2 separate regions of the Homo sapiens genome follow, and region 1 is linked to region 2. The links are chromatin contacts, found by Hi-C in ENCODE. All regions are on one chromosome and are shown on one strand. The core of a region is the stretch at or near the end of the contact, and the rest is flanking DNA. Distances in the headings are between cores, read along the strand shown.

The links. A loop is a pair of places that touch in the nucleus more often than their neighbours do. Pooled maps may share reads with other maps.
Region 1: a loop to region 2 is called in a pooled map, with 4 times the contacts of the local background. The contact joins two enhancer-like sites. A Hi-C loop is called at or near these places in 1 of 168 maps with a recorded cell type or tissue (B cell), 1 of 37 single-sample maps with no recorded cell type and 6 of 50 pooled maps.

The regions. Positions count from the first base shown.
Region 1 is chr5:35,210,882-35,214,514 of GRCh38, forward strand. The region is part of intron 1 of PRLR (prolactin receptor); the gene reads right to left. Among named protein-coding and RNA genes, the nearest start is that of PRLR, 18 kb to the right of the region's middle. Within about 2 kb of position 1,395, at least 5 of the 41 ENCODE cell types and tissues checked have a DNase peak (open chromatin) inside an H3K27ac peak, as active enhancers do.
Region 2 is chr5:34,496,670-34,500,688 of GRCh38, forward strand. No RefSeq gene overlaps it. Among named protein-coding and RNA genes, the nearest start is that of RAI14-DT, 160 kb to the right of the region's middle. RefSeq lists enhancers at 2,490-2,639, 3,090-3,159. Within about 2 kb of position 2,567, at least 9 of the 41 ENCODE cell types and tissues checked have a DNase peak (open chromatin) inside an H3K27ac peak, as active enhancers do.

The DNA.
Region 1 (3,633 bases), core at 145-2,644, 710 kb after region 2:
TTAATTTTTTTGTAGAGACAGCATTTCGCTATGTTGCCCAGGCTGGTCTCAAACTACTTGGGTGCAAGCAATCCACCTGCCTCAGCCTCCCAAAGTGCTGGGACTACAGGCATGAGCCACTGCGCTCATCCTAACTAGAGATATTGGCTCTAAGTTACTGCAGGATAATTTCTATACAAAGAAGGATTTTAGTTTTGTTCTTATTCCAACACACCGGAAAGCTTAACTGCGGTTACAATTAAGGTTTAAAGAATTACGGAATGCATTTGTAGCCAGTTTAGAGCACTTTGCAAAAGTCAATGTTTTCTTTTCCTGTAGTCCATTTTTCTCTCCCCTAAATCCCCTGCACTTTCTCAATTTCTCCCCCACTTTCACACTTCTGACTTTGTTTATTCCTTGCTATAGTCAAAAGGTACAATGGGGCATCATTAGGAAGAGGTGATGTGACCAACCTGGAACACCATGTTCCAGCCTAGTCACTGCACTTCAAGGACTCACAAGACCTGAAGAGACAGTGATGGAGGCATAAAATGTTCAAGAGGATGAGGAAGTGGGGGTTGTTTAAGGACAAATCATGAAGATTTGAACTATTCTGTCTGCAAAGATAAAAGCTATAACAGAATATGGTTAATACGAAGACAGATAGGGACAGGATAAATAGACTTACTTCCCAATACCATAATAATGTAAAATCCCTTGTAACAGAAAGAGTTACAAAAGGGGGAGAGGATCTGCTATATAACCTGATAGTTAACTTAAGATACTTGCTTATTGATGTTATTCACAAGTACGCTAAATAAGGGAAATTTTTTAAGAAATCTGTATATGACTTGATAACAGATTCATGATGTAGTATTAATATTGAGTAAATATTCATGAATTAACCAAATGTTCAGATAAATTCATGTATAATATGATACCAGATTCATAAAATATTAATGTAATATTGACTGACATATTAATAGGTTAAACAGATTTGAGGATAAATTAATTTGTGTTATTCCAGCAAATACTTGGCATTAAGAGAGTCTAGTTTTATTGAAACACAGCCACATTCATTCACCTATGCATTGTCTATGGCTGCTTTTGTGTGACAAGAGCAGAGTTGAGGAATTGTGACAGAGGCTATATGGCCCAAAAAGCCTAGAAATATTTACTATCTGGCTCTTTATGAAAAGTATTGCTGACTCCGGTCTAGAACACATTAGGAACATCCTTAATATTTGAGGTCCACATTAAGTAGATGAATATAAGTTCTTCTACATAATACCTCTTCGTAGGTATACAATTGGCCAGGGCAGCCATTTCTGATAATCATGTAGAGTCTGAAAAAATACCCATTAACCAGTCATCTGATCATCATGTCTTTGGAGATTCAGCAATCAAGTTAAAGATACTTCCTGAATTTTAGAAAGCTGGTGAGTTAGCAGGTTTTTGGTTATATTTAGCTGTTTTTGATGCCTTTCAATTCTGGGTTCCCCACCTACTAAGAAACATGAAATTGTTGGGAAATGAAACTCTGAGTACAAAATGATGTCATCAGATTAGTTGAAATTAAGGTCTGGGGCTTCTGATTTTTAGAACATAATACCATACTTTCCTGTACACCAAAGAGATTAGCAGTGCTTTACTCAGAAAGAAACCAAAATCATAGTTTTCACAAATAGGGACTTCCCTTTTTTCCCCCCAGTGAAGTCCCCTGGTATGAAATTAATTTGTATACATGTACTATAACATGACTTTGGTAATCATGTCAGTTATACTGCCTAAATGAAAATAATAATATAGAAGCCTATTCCATTGTTTGGACACTACTGTTCCCATTTTGCATAACCAAGCATGTAAAACATTGAATCCCCTAGCGAATTTAAAGTTTCTCTCAAAACTGAGGGTGGGAGGAAGTCATAGCAGTTCAGGGTCAAGATCTAAATTTTGAGGCATCATAATTAAGCTCTTCAAGTACAGGGCTCTGGCTCAGCAGCCAAGTCCAAGTATGAGATTCATTAAAGCATTTCATTTTCAACTGTCATTAACAGTGATCAGCGTCATTCCCCTACTCCCAATGAATGCTTGCCATTGGTTGGGCAAATTCACCCACAAAGAGAAAGTCTCAACAGCAGCTGCCTGCTTACACAGAAGAAAGATTCCAGAGTAGCTTAATGCTTTGCCACTGAATAATGCCCTAGCTGCTTGAATAATCAGAGCTACCTATCACATTGTACAATAATCATATCCTATCTAAAATTCATTGCTTCCAAAGGAATATATCAGTGAAAAATGTCCTGATCAACGACCACTTTGTAAAAGGAGATCCCCATGAAATACCATTGTGGGAAGTTTTACATTTGTACATGGATTTGCCAAGTCTTTATATAATCGGTCTTAGTGACAACACAGCGAGAATCCATAAGCATAGCTTATGCTTCAGCTGATGATTTCCCAAAGCCACATGTAATTTCTACTTTAAAAGAAATCCACAACCTTTTAGGTTATCACACTTGGATTATGCCTTTGATTTCAAAGCATTCCCTTTACATTATTCCCTTTACATTATGGATTCTCACCTTAACAATACAACTCAAGATATTTGGAGCTCATGTTACTGCTGTTTCTTTAGCTATCTGAGTTTTTTTTTCTGGGAATTTCATTATTAAATTCTTATTACACACTTTGCTCACAAATGAACGTTTCCTTTCTATACCACTAATCACAATAATATTTGAGGAATTAGAAGTAAATAGACAGAACCAAAACTGAACAATGAACAATAACAAGCATCTAAACCTCACTGTTCCTTTTGGTGCAGCCACCCCAGACAAGTGGCACACAGCTACTCAAGTCTGAGGGCCCCTCCATGTGGCTAGAAGAAGCCAGGCATCTTGCTTTTGTAATTGTTTGGCCTTCCAAGTGGTTTAGTGAGTCACAAAACCCATATCATTTCATCTCTCACAAATGGAAACAGGTATGCTTTGTTGGGCTGGTTTTCAGTCCTCAGTGCCTGGGGCCCAGTTCCTGCAGAGCACAGCTCCCGGTCCTGGAGGCCTTTGTCCAGGCTGAGGTGTGTCTGCAGACTCTCTTCTCCAGCAGGTAGCTATGCGTTGACCGGCAATGTGATTTTCCTCAGCACATTTCCAGCCTTCCCCGTTGTGCCTCTTGCTAATGGTGCTGATATATTTCTGAGCTTTTCCATTTGCCTTGGTTTTGCTAGAGGAAAAACAGGTGCTTCTACCCTTTCCTTATTTCTGGGAATTGTACACTGCCCAGCTGGCTCTGGTTTGCCTGCTGGCATCAAATGTGGGACAAATGGAGAAAGTATATTCTGCTAATCTCCTAGCTTCATCTCCCTTGAGGAGTTTTCCTCCATGCTTATCAGATCTGGGTTCCAAAGGCTCATAACCTAGCTCTTCAGATAGTATTTGGCAAGGACAGTGGCCCTGAAACTGTGCCATTTGTGGGTGAATGTACAAAGCACCAAATCAACAAACTATTTGTCATCATTCCATTGCCTTTCCTCCATGTGTTACGCACTGCTCGAACCATCCAAATACAAAGCAGTGCCACAGGAAAAGGGGCAAACGCATTGAGGATCAACTATAGATGAGAAGTTTCTCAACCATTGTCTTCCTCCACCCT
Region 2 (4,019 bases), core at 1,317-3,816:
AAGGTGGCATCCCCCACATACTCGGTACCATTGCAGGCTACACTCTTTTAGGAGTAGAACGCAGTCTTTGCTCTCTGTCAGGACTTCTGAAATGTTTTTATTGGAGCTGGAGGCTGTTTTCAAGGTGTGTGGGGGTGGGTGAAAGGGGAGGAGTAGCCACATACCACATGAATAGCCACTCAGAATTGTCTGAGGAGAGACTGACAGAAGGTTCCCCTGGGACTCAAGCAGTTGTTTCTTTTCCAGGAAATTTCAGACAAGTTCATAGACCACCATGAGCTTGCAAATAAACTGTTAATAAAGAGACTTCCAGATGGGCTGGAGCAGGAAAGGGGAAACCCTGAGGCCGTTCAGCAAACAAAACAGAAAAACAAGGTGGGATCCAGAAGACAGGGAGGCTGAACGTTAACCTGGCTGGGGAGACCATGGGCCACAGGAAATTGTCCAGCGCTCACGCTGCAGAGGCTCTGAAGGCAGAGGACCATCAGGCTCTGGCAGCCAGCCAGGGTGATCGAGGTCTATTTGACTGGGCTTCAAATGGCTCCTTGGAGACCTAGTGTTGGACAAGAATTGAGTAGAGCAGCCAGTTGCCTGATGTGAGTCCCCACAGCACAACTTGGATGTGTTTTTCATGTGATTTAAGAGCTCTGGTTGCCTCTCAAAGGGAACAGAGTGCAGCTGGCCCATAAAGCTGTCGTTGTTTGGGGTTTTGGAAAATTCTCTTCTGAGAGGGTCAGAACAACCCTGAGTCGTGACCAGGGCCAGAGCTCAAGCTACTCAGGGAAACCGCGGTCCCAAGGGTGGTGGGGTCAGCCAGCCAAACACCTAATCAGGGCTGCAGCTTTCCACATGGGTGGGAGCCTGTGCATCGGTCTCACAGGGTCTCAATTCCACTTCCTAGGTGGTCTGAGACCTAGCAGTTCTCCAAGAGGAGGCAATTACTGTAAGCGGGGAAGCAAGGAGAAGCGGGGAAGCAATGATTCTACTGATGGTCCACACCAGTCCCACACTTTGTCATGGAAGATTCAGTTCCAACAAACCCCACAGGCAGGAATTCAACTCCCAATGGAGCTAGAAACTTCTACTTCTTTTTTTTTTTTTTTTTGAAACAGAGTTTTGCTCTTGTTGCCCAGGCTGGAGTGCAATGGCGCGATCTCAGCTCACTGCAACCTCTGTCTCCCGGGTTCAAGTGATTCTCCTGCCTCAGCCTCCTGAGTAGCTGGGATTACAGGCATGTGCCACAATGTCCAGCTAATTTTTGAATTTTTAGTAGAGACAGAGTTTTGCCATGTTGGCCAGGCTGATTTCGAACTCCTGACCTCAGGTGATCCACCCACCTCGGCCTCTCAAAGTGCTGCGATTACAGGCATGAGCCACTGCACCCAGCCTTCTACTTCTTAAATAATATTTTCTGAAACCCTGAGATGTTGCAACGTTGTTCTACTCCCACTCCAATTTAGAACATCACTCAGTTATTTATTTCTTTATTCATTTATTTGGCAAATATTTAATACTCGCTGGATGTAAAACAACAGCAACAACAACAATAACATGGCCTGGCACTGTGCTAACCACTACAGTGAAAGAACAGATACAGTTCTCCTCTTTATAGATCACACAGTATCGTGGAGGAAACAGGTATTATTTCTTTTATTTATGTAATACTCGCATAATCTCTGCTATGCACAGAGCACTGCTCTAAGCACTTTACAAATATAAACAGTTAATCCCCTCCACAACCCTATGAAGTAGGTGATATTAATATCTCTATTTTTACAGATGAGGAAACTGAGGCACCAGACATTAAAATAACTTTCCCGGGATCACACAGCTGGGAAGCGCTTAAATCCAGGTAGTCTAGCTCCAGCACTCAGGCCCTCAAATGCTACAGTTAGGCTGCCTTTCAAGCAGATAAATGCTAATCAATAGACTATCCAGAAATGAAGACTGTGCTCGGCACTCTGAAAGAAAGCCAGGAAAGAGCAAGGGGATTTTTCACATTGGTTGAGAGTCAGGGTAGACTTCTCTGCAGAAGGAACAGAAAGGAGGAAGATTGCTCCAAGCAGGGAAAATTGCAAAAGTAAAGGCCCTTGAGTAAACAAATCTTAGTGAATTCAAGGACCTTCGAAAGAGGTTAGAGTCATCAGAGGGCAAAGGGCACATGAAGAGATGAGGTTGCAAGGGAAAAGGGTACGCAGTGTCAGGCCAGACTCAATTTTGTTTGGTGGTTCTCAAAGTAAAGTGGAAAAAAGGGCCGATCTTTAGGAAAACAGCCATAGGAAATAGAATGATCAAGTAGGGGAGCTTCATGTTTTCATTTTGAGAAGGGCCCCTGATATGATGTGGCTCTGCTTCCCCACCGAAATCTCATCTCAAATTGTAATCCCCATATGTTGACGGAGGGACCTGGTGGGAAGTGATTGGATCATGGGGGTGATTTTCCCCATGCTGGTCTCGTGATAGTGAGTGAGTTCTCACCAGAGCTGGTGGTTTTAAAGTGTGGTACTTCCTGTCTCTCCTGCTGCCTTGTGAAGAAAGTACTTGCTTCCCCTTTGCCTTCCACCATGATTGTAAGTTTTCTGAAACCTCCCCAGCCATGCAGAGCTATGAGTCAATTAACCCTCTTTTGTTTATAAATGACTCAGTCTCAGGCAGCTTTTTATAGCAGTGTGAGAATGGACTAATACAACCCCATAGCACATTTCACAAATGTCTAATCCTCACAACCACCCTGGAAGGAAACAGATCAGATAGATTTAACCCCTTTGCGATATCCCACCCACCTTCCTAATGCCTGTCCCCTCTCCTGTGTTTCTGCTGGTATAATCTCAGTTTTGTTCTGGGAAACCTATGTCTAGCCCCACACAAATACCCCTGTCCTAGCCTGCCCTGTAGCCAGGGGTGGCCTTGTACACTGCCTTGGCAGAAGAGACATCAGTGCAAATCTGCTGGGAGTCTGGGGAGCCCTTCGCTTTTCCTAATAGGCATAAACTTGGGTCCATGGGCTCATCACCACCTCCCCTTTCTTCCTATCTGGAGAAGGACAGGATGTCTACAGCTGTAAAAGCCATCATGCAACTGTGGTGGGACAAGTATAGGAGAAAGGCCAAGAGATGCTCTGAGAAGCTGACCCTGAACCAATGCCGGCAGCCACCCACAGCTAGACTTCTTGCTATGACTTCGTTTCAGCATTTTTAAGTTTTAGGGCTTGCATTCTCTACCTAAATGAAGCATCTGTTTTTATTTATTTATTTATTTTTTATTTTTCCAAGACAGAGTTTCACTCTTGTTTCCCAGGCTGGAGTGCAATGGCACGATCTTGGCTCACGGCAACCTCCACCTCCCAGGTTCAGGTGATTCTCCTGCCGCAGCCTCCTGAGTAGCTGAGATTACAGGAGTGCACCACCACGCCCGGCTAATTTTCACATTTTTAGTAGAGACGGGGTTTCACCATGTTGGTCAGGCTGGTCTCGAACTCCTGACTTCAGGTGATCCACCCGCCCCAGCCTCCCAAAGTGCTGGGATTACAGGCATGAGCCACCACGTCCAGCCAAAACACCTATTTCGCTACAAGCAAACTAAGGATGAGGAAATATCAGACTTGCAAAAACATCACAGAGCGGATTTAAGACCAGGTACACCTGACTCCACATCCAGCGCTCTATCTACTATATTACAAATAAATTCTTGTTTGCCTTAGGGATTTCTATGCATGTTCAAACTTTCCGGGCATTACACTCACCAATCCCGGAAACTGTGTTGCACAGAGCCCCTTCTGGACAGGCATGATTTGGGTCAGTGAACCCATCCTCCTCTGGTTACCAGAGCCAATAGGGTCAATGCACCGTCTAGCTGAAAGCCAGTGATATTGTCTGCTCCAAAAGATGTGCTGGCCAAATAAAAGTCTCTCTTGCAGGGATTTGAATTACGTCATTCTGGGAGATTAAGAAAGGAGACAATGGGACCCAAAGTAGGAAGGTAAGGACTGGTGAGAGCAGCTCACAAGATCTTGTGAGAGG